Regions from separate parts of the Mus musculus genome. Here region 1 is linked to region 2. A link is a loop called in an ENCODE intact Hi-C map of the cell type or tissue named here. Cell type or tissue: left cerebral cortex. All regions are shown on one strand. Each heading gives the region's core, and the rest is flanking DNA. Links, peaks and the distances in the headings are about the cores only. Region 1 has its middle 11 kb from the start of Rab10os. Region 2 has its middle 130 kb from the start of Rab10os.

Region 1 (8,342 bases), core at 98-8,097, 120 kb before region 2:
CCACTTAACATGAGCTTGGGAACAAACTTTATGTTCTTTGTGAGCAACAAAGAGATCTTAAGTGCTGGGCCAGTATCTCTACAGCCCCTTGCCTGGTGATTTAAAAGAACACTCAACTTGGGGCTAGAGAGGTAGATCAGTGGGTAAAGGCCCTTGCTGCCAAGCCTGCCAACCTGGGCTTGAACTCTAGATCTCATGTGGTGGGAAGAGAGAGTCAACTTCCTTCCTGGACCAGCTTCCTTCTCTATGTACCAGCTGTAGATGCAAATACTAGAAAAAATGGGATACAAAACTCGACTGACTTGACTTCTGAAAGGGTCTACTATACTTGAAAGCTCCTTTGAGGTACAGATTACAGTTCAAAAAGGCACAACTCACCACAAACTTTTCAATTTACTCTTTGGGTTCTTCAAAGTCTCACACAGAAACTTTGCACCTGTGGTTCCGATTTGATTTAGCCTCAGATCCAAGTGTTTCAGGCTCAGTGTTTGTCTGAGCATCTTTGAGAGATGGTGGCAACCAGTGTTGGCGATGTTACAGGACCACAGTCTGGAAAATCACATGCACAGGGACAAAAAACAGAAACAAATAAACACCTTAGTCCATTCTGGGATGATGCACCCAAACTACTACCTTTACCTCAAGCCATTGGTTTCAGTCAAGCTTAGAGACGTTATGATAAATGATATTGGAATGAAATCATAGAATGGGTTTCCATATGGGCTTCTCAAAAACTTTTTCTTCGCATAGAGAAGTTGGAAAGGAGTGAATTATGATTAAAATACATTGTATACATATGTGAAATTCTCAAAGAAGCGAGTAAATAAAATTAATTGGTATGAAAGGCCAGATGAGGGTAAAGACCCTAGAGGAGAATGAAGAAGACACATCATTTAATGGATATAGTTGCCAACAATCTTTTACTTATGCTCAGAAGTAAAGGCAGCTCTTATCCTGCAACAGAGAAACCATTAAATTGGTAGTACTTTATGGATAGGGCATAGATCAGTTCCTGGCATAGCGCCTGAACACAGTAGGTGCTTCATAAATGCTGATAATTACTTCATGGCTGTGTTTGATAATCTTAGAAGGTAGTGAGTTTTCTGTGGTGATTTTTTGGGGAGAGATCAGGGTCTCACTCTAGCATAGGCTATGATCTTCCTGCCTTTGATTTCCAAATGTTAATTTTATAGGCATGTGCCATCCTGCCTGTACTGATAATAGTGCCTTCTAACATAATTAGACTGTAAGTTCAAGGTATGGCTAGTTAGGTGGATAGGGTGGTGTACTGGCTAGTTTTGTGTCAACTTGACACAGCTGGAGTTATCACAGAGAAAGGAGCTTCAGTTGAGGAAATGCCTCCATGAGATCCAACTGTAAGGCATTTTCTCAATTAGTGATCAAGGGGGAAAGGCCCCTTGTGGGTGGGACCATCTCAGGGCTGGTAGTCTTGGTTCTATAAGAAAGCAGGCTGAGCAAGCCAGGTGAGGCAAGCTAGTAAGGAACATCCCTCCATGGCCTCTGCATCAGCTCCTGCTTCCTGACCTGCTTGAGTTCCAGACCTGACTTCCTTTGGTGATGAACAGCAGCATGGAAGTGTAAGCCGAATAAACCCTTTCCTCCCCAACTTGCTTCTTGGTCATGATGTTTGTGCAGGAATAGAGACCCTGACTAAGACAAATTGGTACCAGCAGAGTGGGGTATTCCTGTGACAACCTGCCCATGTTTTGGGGAGGACTGTGAGAGGACTTTGGAACTTTGGGCTTGAAGATCCATCTGTTGTTAAGAGCTCTGTCGGATGTTGTGTAGGAGCTTGGAAGATAATGTTGAGCACACTGCAGAAGATGGAGGTCTGGTTTGTGAAATTTCAGAGGGAAAAATTAAAGACTCTTTTCAGGGCCATTGCTATTTTGATTGGGAAGATTCTGTAGTTCTGGTTAGCTGGGGCTGAAGAATCAGCTGTGATTAATAAGATACCAGAACTACTGAAGCAAAAACTTTGCATTACTGGGACTATTGATGCTGGTTAGCTGGAGCTAAGAAATTAGCAGTGATTAAGAAGAGACCAGCATCATTGAGGTGACATCTTCTGGGAAGTGTTTTCTGAAAGCACAAAGAGGCTGTGTTCCAGAGATGGCCAAGGTTGTACTCCTGCTGCAGCGGGACTTGGTAATATGTAAGGGTCACCCAGGTGGTACTGGTTTTGAAGGCATGAAGGGGTCACGCAAAGCAGCTGAGGCTCGGCACTGTGAGAGGCCATGGAAGGCCATTGGTGAAGGTGTAGCCTCAGTTGCAATTGAAGGCCCAGGACTGAAGGGGTCATGCAGTGTTTTGGAGATGCCAGTACCATGAGATGACCACCAAGAGCAGCAGCAGCAGTGGAGTACAGGCATCTGGACCCTAGAAGATGACGTGTGTGCTACAAAGGGCCTGGCTGGAGAAGTGACCCAAGCCCTTGGAGGAGCCCAGAAGATCGTGAGTTGGATCCCAGACATTGGACGGTTAGAGATTGACTTTTGCTTTTGATTGTGACTGTGCCCTGATATTTTCTCTCTTGAAGGAAGAAACTGTTTTAGTGGAGCCCACAGTTAAGAGACTTTTAATTGTAAAAAGACTTTGAATTTTAAGAGATGGATATTTTAAAGAGATTGAAATTTTAAGAATATGTAAAGACTGTGGGACTTTTAAAGTTATTTAGATCTTGGGGATGAATAAGATTGTAAGGGTTGAGGCTTACTAGTGATGTTTTTGTGTGTCAAGTTGACAAGGGGTCAATTGTACTGGCTAGTTTTGTGTCAACTTGACACAGCTGGAGTTATCACAGAGAAAGGAGCTTCAGTTGAGGAAATGCCTCCATGAGATCCAACTGTAAGGCATTTTCTCAATTAGTGATCAAGGGGGAAAGGCCCCTTGTGGGTGGGACCATCTCAGGGCTGGTAATCTTGGTTCTATAAGAAAGCAGGCTGAGCAAGCCAGGTGAAGCAAGCTAGTAAGGAACATCCCTCCATGGCCTCTGCATCAGCTCCTGCTTCCTGACCTGCTTGAGTTCCAGACCTGACTTCCTTTGGTGATGAACAGCAGCATGGAAGTGTAAGCCGAATAAACCCTTTCCTCCCCAACTTGCTTCTTGGTCATGATGTTTGTGCAGGAATAGAGACCCTGACTAAGACAGGTGGTCTTCATGGCTTTGGGCTTCTGTGTTTGGTTGGATACTTATGTAATGTACTATTGGGGAGTTTTTTCCTTCCATCTACCTCTAACCATGAACTCAGTATTTCATCACATTTAAATAACCAAGTAGTTATCAGACCCTGGCTGTTTAACATTATTACAAAGGTTAAAACCATAGGAAAAGCTGACAGCTACCCTTCTTCCTCCCTCCCTCCCTCCCTCCCTCCCTCCCTCCCTCCCTCCCTTCCTTCCTTCCTTCCTTCCTTCCTTCCTTCCTTCTGTCCTTCCTTCCTTCCTTCCCTTCTTCCCTCCTCCATCTCTTTTTCTTTCATAGTGTTGAGGAAGGAACTCCAGACCTTATACACAAATTTCACTATTTACTTTTTGGTCAACTTGAAAGAAGCTAGAGTCATCTGGGAAGAAGAAACCTCAATAGAGAAAGTACCTCCATAAGATTGTCTTGTAGGCAAGTCTGTAAGGCTTTTTCTTAATAAATGGTTAATGTGGGAAGGCCCCAGCCATTGTAGGTGGTGCCACTTCTGGGGAGGTGGTACTGGGTTGTATCAAAAAGCAAAGTGAACTATCCAGTAAGCAGAGCTCCTTCTATGGCCTCTACATCAAATTCTGCATCCAGGTCCTTCTTTGGCTCCATCCATGATGGACTACAAGATGTAGCATGAAACAAACCCTTTCCTCCCCAAGCTGCTTCTTGTCACAGTGTTTATTACATTAATAGGACACAAATGAGAACAAACTGTACTGGTGACTCTCATCCCAACAGAACCAGTGTTTAAATGTTGGCAGTGATGCTCTGTTATCCAGTATAGTAGTGTCAATGCTAAACACAATCTCTGCGGTACAGCCCCATTACTCTTTGGAAACGAATGTTACAAAACTTTTCTTTGCAACAGTAAGAGACCACTGCAAAACATCACAACCAATGAAACTGTAGAGTTTTGGAGCCCAGTTTCAATGGATGCATCTTCAAAAACTTCTGCACCTGAGGGTCAGGGAAGATTGAAGAAGAGGGGGTAGAAAGATCAACAGAGCCAGAGGGTCAGAAAGTTTACTATGAAACTGTATCTCCTAGTACTGTTACAATCTACACTCATAAAGTCTCACCAACATGACTGCCCAAACATGAGCTGAATAAATAAGGGTGATACTAATGAACAGGCAAAACTGGGTAGGGAAAAGCCCATGAGGCCTCAACACTACACAAATAACATCTGAGGAGAGCTGGGAGCAATAGAGGTGGTCTATCCTCAGGGACCAGTGCCAAGTGATCAACCCTGAACACATACCTACAAATAACATTATATGGTATCAACAGGATACCTATATGTGTGTATGTATATACATATGTGCATGCAATAACAATTAGTGAGAAGAGACCATAAATTTGAAGGAGAATAGGGAGGGATATATGGTAAAGTTTGGAGGGAAGAAATGGAAGGAAGAAATATTGTAATTACATTTTAATCTCAAAAATTATGTTTAAAACATGAAATGGATGCTACATATTCCAGGATAAAAACCAGAGTCATATTGATCTTGTTGACAAGTTGATTCCACCTCTATCCAACCATGTATACTTTATGTTACACAGTCTAAAAACACAGACTTGGAGCGGGTGTTAGGTTGGGCTTGGTGGCACAGCCCTTGGAAGTCTGAAACAGGAGGATTGTTTTGAATATAAAGTCAGCCTGGGCGACACTATCTTACAAAAGGACAGAAACTATGTAAGAGCTGTGTGGATGGGGAAGAGTGCTGTGAGGGTGGGAAGGGAGGAGTGGTGTGAAGGTGAGGAGGGAGGAGTGATGTGAGGGTGGAGAGGGAGGAGTTGTGTGAGGGTGGGGAGGGAGGAGTTCTGTGAGGGTGAGGAGGAGTGCTGTAAGGGTGAGGAGGAGTGCTGTGAGGGTGGGAAGGAGAGCTGTGAGAGTGGGAGGAGTGCTGGAAATAGTGTCTTCTGGACATGACATGCCACAGCACACATGAAGTCACAGCATCCATGGTTATCTCTAGAAGACCAAGTCAGGCAAAAATACTACACATATGAGGGAGGGTTTCTGAGAACCTTCGTTTCTCACTACTAAAAACAATTAGTAGTTGATGACTGCTGGAGGAATTAGTCACCATTCTTTGGGAAGTGCCTACTGGTAGGTTGTCCTTCCCCCAAGTGGATGATCCCACACCCGAGTTCATGTCAGTAGTACTAATTGGACTCAATGGGTCATACTTTACAAAAAAAATTAAAAGCAGAAGTAAAAAAAAAAAAGTCCAGGTATCGTGGCACATTCTTCTATTCCAGGTACTTGGTAGAAGGATCAGGAGAGTTCAAAGTCTGGTACACAGTGAATTCTAGGCCAGCCTGGGATACATAAGACGCCATCTCAACCAAAACCAAAAAGGAAGTCAGATCTGGAAACCAGATCCTCTTCTCGATTCCCTATAGAATATTAACATCACATATTCTATAGTGGTGAAAATACTGAAGCCAGGGTTTTACTTATGCTATATATAACCATTACCACTGAGGTGTATCCCCAGCCAATGCAGTTCTTATATTCTATCATGCATGTGGAGGATCTTAGCATAGTATTTTTGGTAGTTAAGATAATCATGAATTCCTTTCATTTGTGTCTCTGTGTCTCTGTGTCTGTCTGTCTGTCTGTCTGTCTGTCTGTCTGTCTCTCTCTCTCTCTCTCTCACACACACACACACACACACACACACAGCTGCAATGCCTCCTGCAGGCAGAGAAGACTTACATCAGGGTCTGTAGTTTGCACTTGGTGTAGCTTAAGCTTTCACAAAGGTTTTTCACTCCATTATCCCCAAGTTTATTGTTGGCCAGGCTGAGGTGTGTCAGAGTCCGGCTGACCATCAAAATGGAAGAGAGGTCCTTGCAGCAGGCTTCAGTGAGATGACAGTTCTCCAGCCTGTGGATAAAGCACACAGCTGGACCAAGCAGGAGTGGCTCAACCAACAATAATTCTAGGAAGGGGAGAGGCTCACAGGGCCCCACTCAACTCAACTGTTGTCTATGAATAAACTTTAGGAGAAGGGGGATAACTATCTTTAGTTGTGTCTCCTCTGCTGAGCCCATCAGGGTTCAACACATAGCTATAAACCCACAGTCTCACACATGACCCTGGTTATCTTGGTGAGTCATAAAATAAGATGAATGGGTATAAATAAGAGAGATTTGTCAGGAGGGTAGAATGGAAGGTGGGGGTGAGAATGCCAGTATGCATGGTGCACATGTATAAAAGTGTTATAAATTCCCACCTAAAACAAAAACCCCAAACCAAGCCAAAAAAATTTCGTATATCTATTAAGTTAGGAGAGGGCATTTCCAGCTGCCTCCAGAAAATAAACTCAAGTTCTTGTTGATTTCCACCATACCGTCATGATCACACAAGGGATTTAGACTTAGGAAAGCAATCTAAGACTTCCTAAGACTAAGCCAGCTAGAATCCAGCATGGATGAGGAAGGGTCTCACGCTGAGGAACTTGGCAGGTGATGGTTTCTGAGATAGGAAGAGTCAAATTTTCTTCAGGGATGTGTCTGTCAAGAGGTGACCCATGCTCCCATAGATTGTCTTACTCCTATGTACAGTATGTAGACTCAGTGGATTTAGGCAAAGAGCATGTGATGTTGGGAGGGAATGGTGAAGACGGGATGGAGGGAACTCAGAGGAGAGAAGATGGGGGATGAGTTTTGTCAAGTGACACACAGACATACACATGCATGAAATTCTCAACAAAGAGAGAGAGAGAAGAGCAAAATGAGTGATGCACAGTCAAAAACTCAGAAGCAGGTGTCTGCATGCATGGGTAGGACTCATAGTGTTGGGAACAAAGAGATGTATTTTATGTACTATCATCTCATTTTCAGATTCTGCTTAATCACAGGGAGAAACTAAATTCAAGGTCCTAGACACTCGAGTAGCTGGGGACTTCCCAATAGCTAAACGGCTTCTATTATAAGGAAGCACTTGTTTGAGTCCAGACAACTCAAGGGCAACTTCTCCATCTTGCTGGCAGGGTCAAACTAAGTTCATGTTGCCAAGTCCAAGAATTTCATCCTAACTTGATTGGGAAAAACTCTCTTGCTCAACCCTCTTATGTCAAAATATTACTGGGTGACGCTATTGCATATGCCAGAAAGATTTTGCTGAAGGGACCCTGATATAGCTGTCTCGTATGAGGCTATGCCAGTGCCTGAAAAATACAGAAGTGGATGTCACAGTCAGCTATTGGATGGAACACAGGGCCCCCAATGGAGAAGCTAAAGAAAGCACACAGGGAGCTAAAGGAGTCTGCAACCCTATAGGTGGAACAACAATATGAACTAACCAGTACCCCCAGAGCTCGTGTCTCTAGCTGTATATGTAGCAGAAGATGGCCTAGTCAGCCATCATTGGGAAGAGAGATCCCTTGGTATTGCAAACTTTATATGCCCCAGTAGAGGGGAATGCCAGGGCCAAGAAGTGGGAGTGGGTGGGTAGGGGAGTAGGGCAGAGGGCGGGTATAGAGAACTTTCGGGATAGCATTTGAAATGTATATAAAGAAAATATCTAATAAATAAATAAATAAATAAATAAATAATAATAATAAAAAACTGGACCTAGATACTTTGATAGCTGGATCTCAGTGATCAGCCTCAGGAATGAATCAGGCAGAAGGGAATGTCTAACTAAGGGAATAGACCTTGGAGCCTTTAGCAAGGGAGAGGAATGGGGTTGCGGGGAGGGGGAGGGGGAGGGGGAGGAAGATAAAATCTTCTGGTCCCATCTTTGCCGTGCTTGGGTCTGTTAGAGATCCCTTTGTGTGTAACAGCCCCTAATAAATCTTAGAGGAATTTGGAAGCATGAAAAAAATACGACTGGGCCATGCTACATATAGTACACCCCACTGCCCCTCACTTTGTGGTCTCATCCTTTAAATATGCTGTGCAATTTCTCTTCAGGGTCACAGTTAGCTTCTGAGTCTGTTCTGTGGCCCCGATTACAATAATGTTTTTGTCATCTGCATTGACTAGCAGAGTTTTGTTGGATTTAAGTGGATCTCACAACAATATGGGTTGCTGTGTAAGTGTGAGTCAACCATATCTCTTCTGTCTATAGCTCAGTGTCCAAAGCGATGTTCCAAAGGAAGAGAAGACA
Region 2 (8,342 bases), core at 129-8,128:
CTTGAACTCAGAAATCCACCTGCCTCTGCCTCCCAAGTGCTAGGATTAAAGGCATGCACCACCATGCAGGGCAACACACCTGTATTTAAACCATTTTTGTAGGTAGAGCATATCTGCTCCGGGTTTTATTTTATAAGCTGGTGTCTACCTTTCATGTTTCCACAACTGCCTTGCATGTTATACTGAGTTTGCAATACATAAAATTTTATTTTAGGGCCAAATGTGTTTCTAGACTCTTGGCATGCAATTATCATTTTCTGTTTAAAGCGCAGCAAGATAAAAAAATTAAAATTGTTTTTTATTATGATTTAAGTTTTTGGTAGTGATGGTCTCACACTGTGTACTCTTTTCTGGGAAGAAGAGAACAGTAGATAGAACACTGAAGATACACCAAAAACCCAGTTTCACTCAAGGGCAGCATCATAAACCAATGGATTTTACTGGGGTTGGTTACAGAAGCAAGGTGACTCAATGGCCATTGCTTCATTGAAAAGTTTTCTTTTCTTTTCTTTTCTTTTCTTTTCTTTTCTTTTCTTTTCTTTTCTTTTCTTTTCTTTCCTTTTCTTTTCTTTCTTTTATTAAATTAATTATTTTATTTTTTACACTCTATATTTTATCCCCCCCCCAATCCACCCTCTTACCGCTCCACATCCCACACCTCCTCCCCACCCCCTGTCTCCACATGGATGTTCCCACCCCCACCCCACCTGACTTCTAAACTCCCTGAGGCCTCTAGTCTCTTGAGGGTTAGGTGCATCATCTCTGAATGAACACAGACCTGACAGTCCTCTGCTGTATGTCTGCTGGGGACCTCATATCAGCTGGTGTATGCTGTCTGTTTGGAGGTCCAGTGTTTGAGAGATCTCCGGGATCCAGATTAATTAAGACTGCTGGTCCTCCTACAGGATTGCCCTTCTCAGCTTCTTTCAGCCTTCCCTAATTCAACAACAGGGGTCAGCTGCTTCTGTCCATTGGTTTGGTCAAATATCTGCATCTGACTCTTTCAGCTGCAAGCTTGCTTTTCAATGCATCCCTGGATACATCTCCCTGCCTTTGTTGACGTCCATCCCACTGTCCATCTGTGTATGTCCAACTCCCCTTGACCCTTCCAAAGCAGATTTTACTGCTTATAAAACTTTGGGACTGGTGGGGCATAGCCTTTTAAAAAAAATTATGACTTTCCTGAGCCTTGTAAGTTTCTTATATTATCTGGGCCTTGTATGTTTCTTTTATTGCATTTTATGAATTTCACTTCCTCCATGTAAGAGGCAATGTTTTAATTTGAGGAGATAGTTTCATAACCGAGAGAGATGCACTGATGGGCTGGGAAACCTTTGGACCAACCATTTCAACAAGGAGAAGAACAAAACAAAACCCAGAGAGTATCTACATTGGCCAAATAAAACAGAGTAATAAAACTTGATTAGCCACCAACTTCATGATATCATATCTTATCAACTGAATGATTTAAAAATGTCTCAAAGATTCTCAAATCATGAAACCTTAAAGGCTTTTCCTGTATCTGTTGTTGTGTGTAGGTCTAAGTGCCTACATCTTTCCCACGCCCAGTCTTACTGCAGACAATCTGGTTATAGGAAAAAACAAAGTTGAACTTCAAATTAATTTGTCTAGACATCCAAATACCAGAATACAACAAGGATAGATACAATAAAATTGCACACATCCAGAATGATTCTCGTCTTGCGCGCGCGTGTGCATGTGTGTGTTTTCATTTCTACGTGATAGCACTTGATTGACTCTTTGCAAGAAACAGTGAATTAATTTCCCGGGCTTCCCAGGTCCACACAGTCAACCACATACTAAAACAATCATTCTAGGTGGAGACTTTGGTCTGTTAGCCTTACAAAGAGGGCATCCGGGAAATGAGACAGTTCCCAGAAGAGTGACCAGCTCTCACGTGTTGAGGGCATCTCCTTTTGTTCCCCGGCTGCTGCCACTCACCATCTCACTTGAGAGGCCCAGCAAGAGTTTGTCCCCAGGCAGGCCAAGCAGAGGTGTGGGAACATAAAACACATTCCAGCGGTTGGCATCTGGGCGAGCAGCTGCCAAGCACAGTCAGCGTGTGGCTGCGGGGACCATGGAGGCAGAGCCCACACCAGCACCGCCCTCGGAGAGCTGGCTGCATGCAGGCTTGGCTCTGCAGGCTCCATCTGGTCTCCCCCCAACCCCCGCCTGGAGCATCAGTCTCAAAAGTTTGGGAAGTGTGCCCAGGGGTTTGGCATCCTTTTGTGGGTCAAGTGCGTGGTGTGCAGCTTTGGCATTAGAGATCTCCTGGGAAGAGTACTTCACATACCGCGGTGACTATGACTCAGGGAGAAGGGAAACCCCAGAATTACCACAAAGCCATCCAAAATTCAGGCTTGGCCTCACCAGTCAGCTAAGAGCGATTCTGTTTCATCTGGTTTCAGGGCAGGTGTTTGTGTCTGTGTATACATATGCATATTTCTGAGAATGAATTCTTCTCCCGGTTTTCTTTTTTCTTTTCTTTTTTTAATTAGGTATTTTCCTCATTTACATTTCCAATGCTATCCCAAAAGTCCCCCATACCACACCCCCCCCCCCAATTGAGGGCAGGGAGCTCATAATGCCTATTAGAACTTCAAGAGTTTGGTTTTCACAGGACAGCACTTCAGAAAGGAGTCCCTGAAATTATCTGGTAGCCGCTTCTCAGCGACATTTTCTGTGGATTCACTTTAACATTACAGTCCTTTTGAAAGCTACTATGGTTAAATTAACCAAAATCGAAATTTAAAAAAAAATCCTAGATTCTTCCAGGCCTACTTCACATCATCAAATCAGGCCCCTCTGGAGGTCCCATTAAAATGGCAGCTCCCACTGAGAGAGAGACAAAAGCCCCTCACTTCCGTGATTTTCAGTTTTCTCGCCATATTCCAAGTCCTACAGTGTGCATTTCTCATTTTTCACCTTTTTCAGTGATTTTGTCATTTTTCAAGTCGTCAAGTGGATGTTTCTCATTTTCCATGATTTTCAGTTTTCTTGCCATATTCCATGTCCTACAGTGGACATTTCTAAATTTTCCACCTTTTTCAGTTTTCCTCGCCATATTTCACGTCCTAAAGTGTGTATTTCTCATTTTCCGTGATTTTCAGTGATTTTAATCCATCAAAAAAAAAAAAAAAAGTTACCTCTGCATTGACTGTGAGAGAGTATTTATTTAGCTCTCCACACTGTTGGAAATGGAGGCTGTCTCCCTTATAAGGACACCAGCCTTTCTTGGGAGAGGAGAGAAATAGGAAGCTGTAACATGGCTAAACAAACTCCTCCTAGCTACAGAAATCGTGGGATGTTTCAGATGTGAACAGCTAAATTTTGGTGTGGTCTGGGACAAATTAATATGACTCAAATCCCACCTCACACGGGAGGCTGCTTCTAAGGAAGGGGGTGGGATGAACGCATTCATGTTCCTCAAAGTTCTGGCCAACGCTATCTCCATTAAATTTAAATGTGGCTCCCTCTTCCCCTCCCTCCACAAGAAGTGATTTAAAAAGAAGTGGGGACACCGAGACCAAACTAGAAATATATCCAAACAGCTTAGCTGTGTGCCAAGTCAACACATGACTATGTGATATCCTAGGCTACATGAATGTTGTTTTTTTGTTTGTTTGTTTTGTTTTGTTTTATGTGACAAACTAAAATCTCCTAGGATAATCACCTGACGTCTTTGATTTGAGGCTAACTATGTTAGCATGTTCAGTGTTCCCAGTGCTTCCCATGCAGTCCCAACAACTGTTATTTCAATTATGCAGGCCTAAGGACTCACAAGAAAGTATTGTCTGATGTTCCAGATGATGGCCTGCACTGTCATCTTTGAACTGCTAATATACGAACAAGCCGGGCCCAGGGGAGATGCTTAGTTTGTAGCAGGGAAGGTCAATTACATTCTCATTGAATTGAACACTGATGGCATCCTGTGGAGGATTAAAGTTCTTGGCTTTTATAAAATTGCCTAATTATTACTACTATATTCAGAAGCAGAAGCTACTGTCAACATTGGAAACATACTTGTGATTTAAGAAGCATATGCATGCTGCTCAGAAGGACCTAGTGGGAAAGATGACTTTCCAGTGATCAATACTAGAAATAAGTTTTTGTTGGCCTTAAAACACATCCTCAGCATCGGCGGGAGCCATCTTTGTTCCGGGACTCCACCGAAAGTAGTCTGCACAGGTGAGAGTGTGGACTACAGAAGCTAACAGCTTCTGGGATAGGCAGGGAGCCACAGAGCTTCTGAGGCGGCCCCCTTTTTGAGCTCCAGACATCCGGACACCTTCCTGGCCAGAGGACAGGTGTCTGCCCGGCCCGGAAGGGCTTTGCCTCAGCATCGGCGGGAGCCATCTTGGTTCCGGTACTCCGCCAAAAGTAGTCTGCAAAGGTGAGAGTGTGGACTACAAAAGCTAACAGCTTCTGTGACAGGCCAAAGCAACACAGCTTCTGGGAAAGGTCCTGATTTGGGCCTTCATCTTCGGCCAGGAGGGAGGTCTGAATGCCAGATATCTGTGCACCTTCCCTGTAAGAGGAGAGCTTGCCTGCAGAGAGTGCTCTGACCACTGAAACTCAAAGGAGAAAGCTAGTCTCCCAGGTCTACTGATAGAGGCTAACAGAATCACCAGAGGAACAATCTCTAACCAGAGACAACTATAACAACTAACTCCAGAGATTACCATGTGGCGAAATGTAAACGTAAGAATCTTACTAACAGAAACCAAGACCACTCACCATCGTCAGAACCCAGCACTCCCATTTCGCCCAGTCCAGGGCACCCCAACAAACCCGAAAAGCTAGACCCAGATTTAAAAGCATATCTCATGATGATGGTAGAGGACATCAAGAAGGACTTTAATAACTCACTTAAAGAAATACAGGAGAACACTGCTAAACAGGTAGAAGACCTTAAAGAGGAAGCACAAAAATCCCTTAAAGAATTGCAGGAAAACACAACAAAACAGGTGATGGAATTGAATAAAACCATCCAAGACCTAAAAAGGGAAATAGACACAATAAAGAAAACCCAAAGTGAGGCAAAGCTGGAGATAGAAACCCTAGGAAAAAAATCTGGAACCATAGATGCAAGCATCAGCAACAGAATACAAGAGATGGAAGAGAGAATCTCAGGTGCAGAAGATTCCATAGAGAACATCGACACAACAATCAATGAAAATGGAAAATGCAAAAAGATCCTAACTCAAAACATCCAGGAAATCCAGGACACAATGAGAAGACCAAACCTACAGATAATAGGAGTAGATGAGAATGAAAAATTTCAACGCAAAGGACCAGCAAATATCTTCAACAAAATTATAGAAGAAAACTTCCCAAACTTAAAGAAAGAGATGCCCATGAATATACAAGAAGCCTAGAGAACTCCAAATAGACTGGAACAGAAAAGAAATTCCTCCCGACACATAAAAATCAGAACAACAAATGCACTAAATAAAGATAGAATATTAAAAGCAGTAAGCGTAAAATGTCAAGTAACATATAAAGGCAAGCCTATCAGAATTACACCAGATTTTCACCAGAGACTATGAAAGCCAGAAGAGCCTGGACAGATGTTATACAGACCCTAAGAGAACACAAATGCCAGCCCAGGCTGCTATACAAAGCCAAACTCTCAATTACTTAGATGGAGAAACAAAAGTATTCCACAACAAAACCAAATTCACACATTATCTTTCCATGAATACTGCCCTTCAAAGGATAATAACAGAAAAAAAAAATACAAGGACGGAAACCACGGCCTGGAAAAAGCAAGAAGGTAATCCCTCAACAAACCTAAAAGAAGACAGCCACAAGAACAGAATGCCAAATTTAACAACAAAAATAATAGGAAGCAACAATTACTTTTCATTAATATCTCTTAATATCAATGGACTCAACTCCCCAATAAAAAGACAGAGACTAACAGACTGGCTACACAAACAGGACCCAACATTTTGCTGCTTACAAGAAACCCATCTCAGAGAAAAAGACAGACACTACCTCAGAATGAAAGGCTGGAAAACAATTTTCCAAGCAAATGGTCTGAAGAAACAAGCTGGAGTAGCCATTCTAATATATATATATAATATATATAGGGCTTTCAACCCTAAGTTACCAAAAAAGACAAGGAGGGGCACTTCATACTCATCAAAGGTAAAATCTTCCAAGATGAACTATCAATTCTGAATATCTATGCTCCAAATGCAAGGGCAGCCACATTCATCAAAGACATTTTAGTAAAGCTCAAAGCACACATTGCACCTCACACAATAATAGTGGGAGACTTCAACACACCACTTTCATCAATGGACAGATCATGGAAACAGAAACTAAACAGGGACGCACTGAAACTAGCAGAAGTTATGAAACAAATGGATCTAACATATCTACAGAACATTTTATCCTAAAACAAAAGAATATACCTTCTTCTCAGCACCTCATAGTACCTACTCCAAAACTGACCACATAATTGGTCACAAAACAAGCCTCAACAGATAAAAAAATATTGAAATTGTCCCATGCATTTTATCAGATCACCATGGACTAAGGCTGACCTTCAATAACAAAATAAATAATAGAAAGCCAACATTCATGTGGAAACTGAACAATAATCTTCTCAATGATACCTTGGTCAAGGAAGGAATAAAGAAAGAAATTAAGGAATTTCTGGAGTTTAATGAAAATGAAGCCACAACATATACAAACTTATGGGACACAATGAAAGCATTTCTAAGAGGAAAACTCACAGCTCTGAGTGCCTCCAAAAAGAAATTAGAGAGAGCACACATTAGCAGCTTGAAAACACACCTAAAATCTCTAGAACAAAAGGAAGCAAATTCACCCAAGAGGAGTAGACGCCAGGAAATAATCAAACTCAGGGGCAAAATCAACCAAGTGGAAACAAGAAGAACTATTCAAAAATTCAACCAAACGAGGAGCTGGTTCTTTGAGAAAATCAACAAGATAGATAAACCCTTAGCCAGACTCACTAGACGGCACAGGGAAATCATCCTATTTAACAAAATCAGAAATGAAAATGGAAACATAACAACAGATCCTGAAGAAATCCAAAACACCATCAGATCCTTCTACAAAAGGCTATACTCAACAAAAACTGGGGAACCTGGATGAAATGGACAAGTTTCTAGACAGATACCAGGTACCAAAGTTAAATCAAGATCAGGTTAATGATATAAATAGTTCTATATCCCCTAAAGAAATAGAAGTAGTCATTAATAGTCTCCCAACCAAAAAAAAAAAAAAAAAAAGCCCAGGACCAGATGGGTTTAGTGCAGAGTTCTATCAAACCTTCAAAGAAGATCTAATCCCAGTTGTTCACAAACTATTCCACAAAATAGAAGCAGAAGGTACTCTACCCAACTCATTCTATGAAGCCACAAATACTCTGATACCTAAATCACAAAAAGACCCAACAAAGATAGAGAACTTCAGACGAATTTCCCTTATGAATATTGATGCAAAAATCATCAATAAAGTTCTCGCTAACCGAATCCAAGAACACATCAAAACCATCATCCATCCTGACCAAGTAGGTTTCATCCCAGGGATGCAGGGATGGTTCAATATACAGAAATCCATCAACACAATCCAGTATATAAACAAACTCAAAGACAAAAACCACATGATCATCTCATTAGATGGGGAGAAAGCATTTGACAAAATTCAACACCCATTCATGATAAACGTCTTGGAAAGATCATGAATTCAAGGCCCATACCTAAACATGATAAAAGCAATCTACAGCAAACCAGTAGCCAACATCAAAGTAAATGGTGAGGAACTGGAAGCAATCCCACTAAAATTAGGGACTAGACAAGGCTGCCCACTCTCTCCCTACCTATTCAACATTGTACTTGAAGTCTTAGCCAGAGCAATTCAACAACAAAAGGAGATCAAGGAGATACAAATTGGAAAGGAAGAAGTCAAAATATCACTCTTTGCAGATGATATGATAGTATATATAAGTGACCCTAAAAATTCCACCAGAGAACTCCTAAACCTGATAAACAGCTTCAATGAAGTAGCTGGATATAAAATTAACTCAAACAAATCAATGGCCTTTCTGTACACAAAGGATAAACAGGCTGAGAAAGAAATTAGGGAAACAACACCCTTCTCAATAGTCACAAATATTATAAAATACCTTGGCGTGACTCTAACTAAGGAAGTGAAAGATCTGTAGAGTAAGAACTTCAAGTCTCTAAAGAAAGAAATTAAGGAAGATCTCAGAAGATGGAAAGATCTTCCATGCCCATGGATTGGCAGGATCAATATAGTAAAAATGGCTATCTTGCCAAGAG

The links. Peaks named below come from ENCODE experiments on the same cell type or tissue, not always from the same donor. Only the 100,000 strongest peaks of a DNase experiment are listed, where the experiment ranks them.
Region 1: a loop joins it to region 2, with 3 times the contacts of the local background. A loop is called at or near these places in 5 of 42 quality-filtered maps.

Annotation. Positions count from the first base shown.
Region 1 is chr12:3,220,188-3,228,529 of GRCm38, reverse strand. It overlaps the pseudogene Gm18774. Among named protein-coding and RNA genes, the nearest start is that of Rab10os, 11 kb to the left of the region's middle. In left cerebral cortex, for the core only: no CTCF peak of the experiment used is centred there; no DNase peak of the experiment used is centred there.
Region 2 is chr12:3,104,662-3,113,003 of GRCm38, reverse strand. No RefSeq gene overlaps it. Among named protein-coding and RNA genes, the nearest start is that of Rab10os, 130 kb to the left of the region's middle. In left cerebral cortex, for the core only: no CTCF peak of the experiment used is centred there; DNase peaks (open chromatin) are centred at 2,249 and 3,448.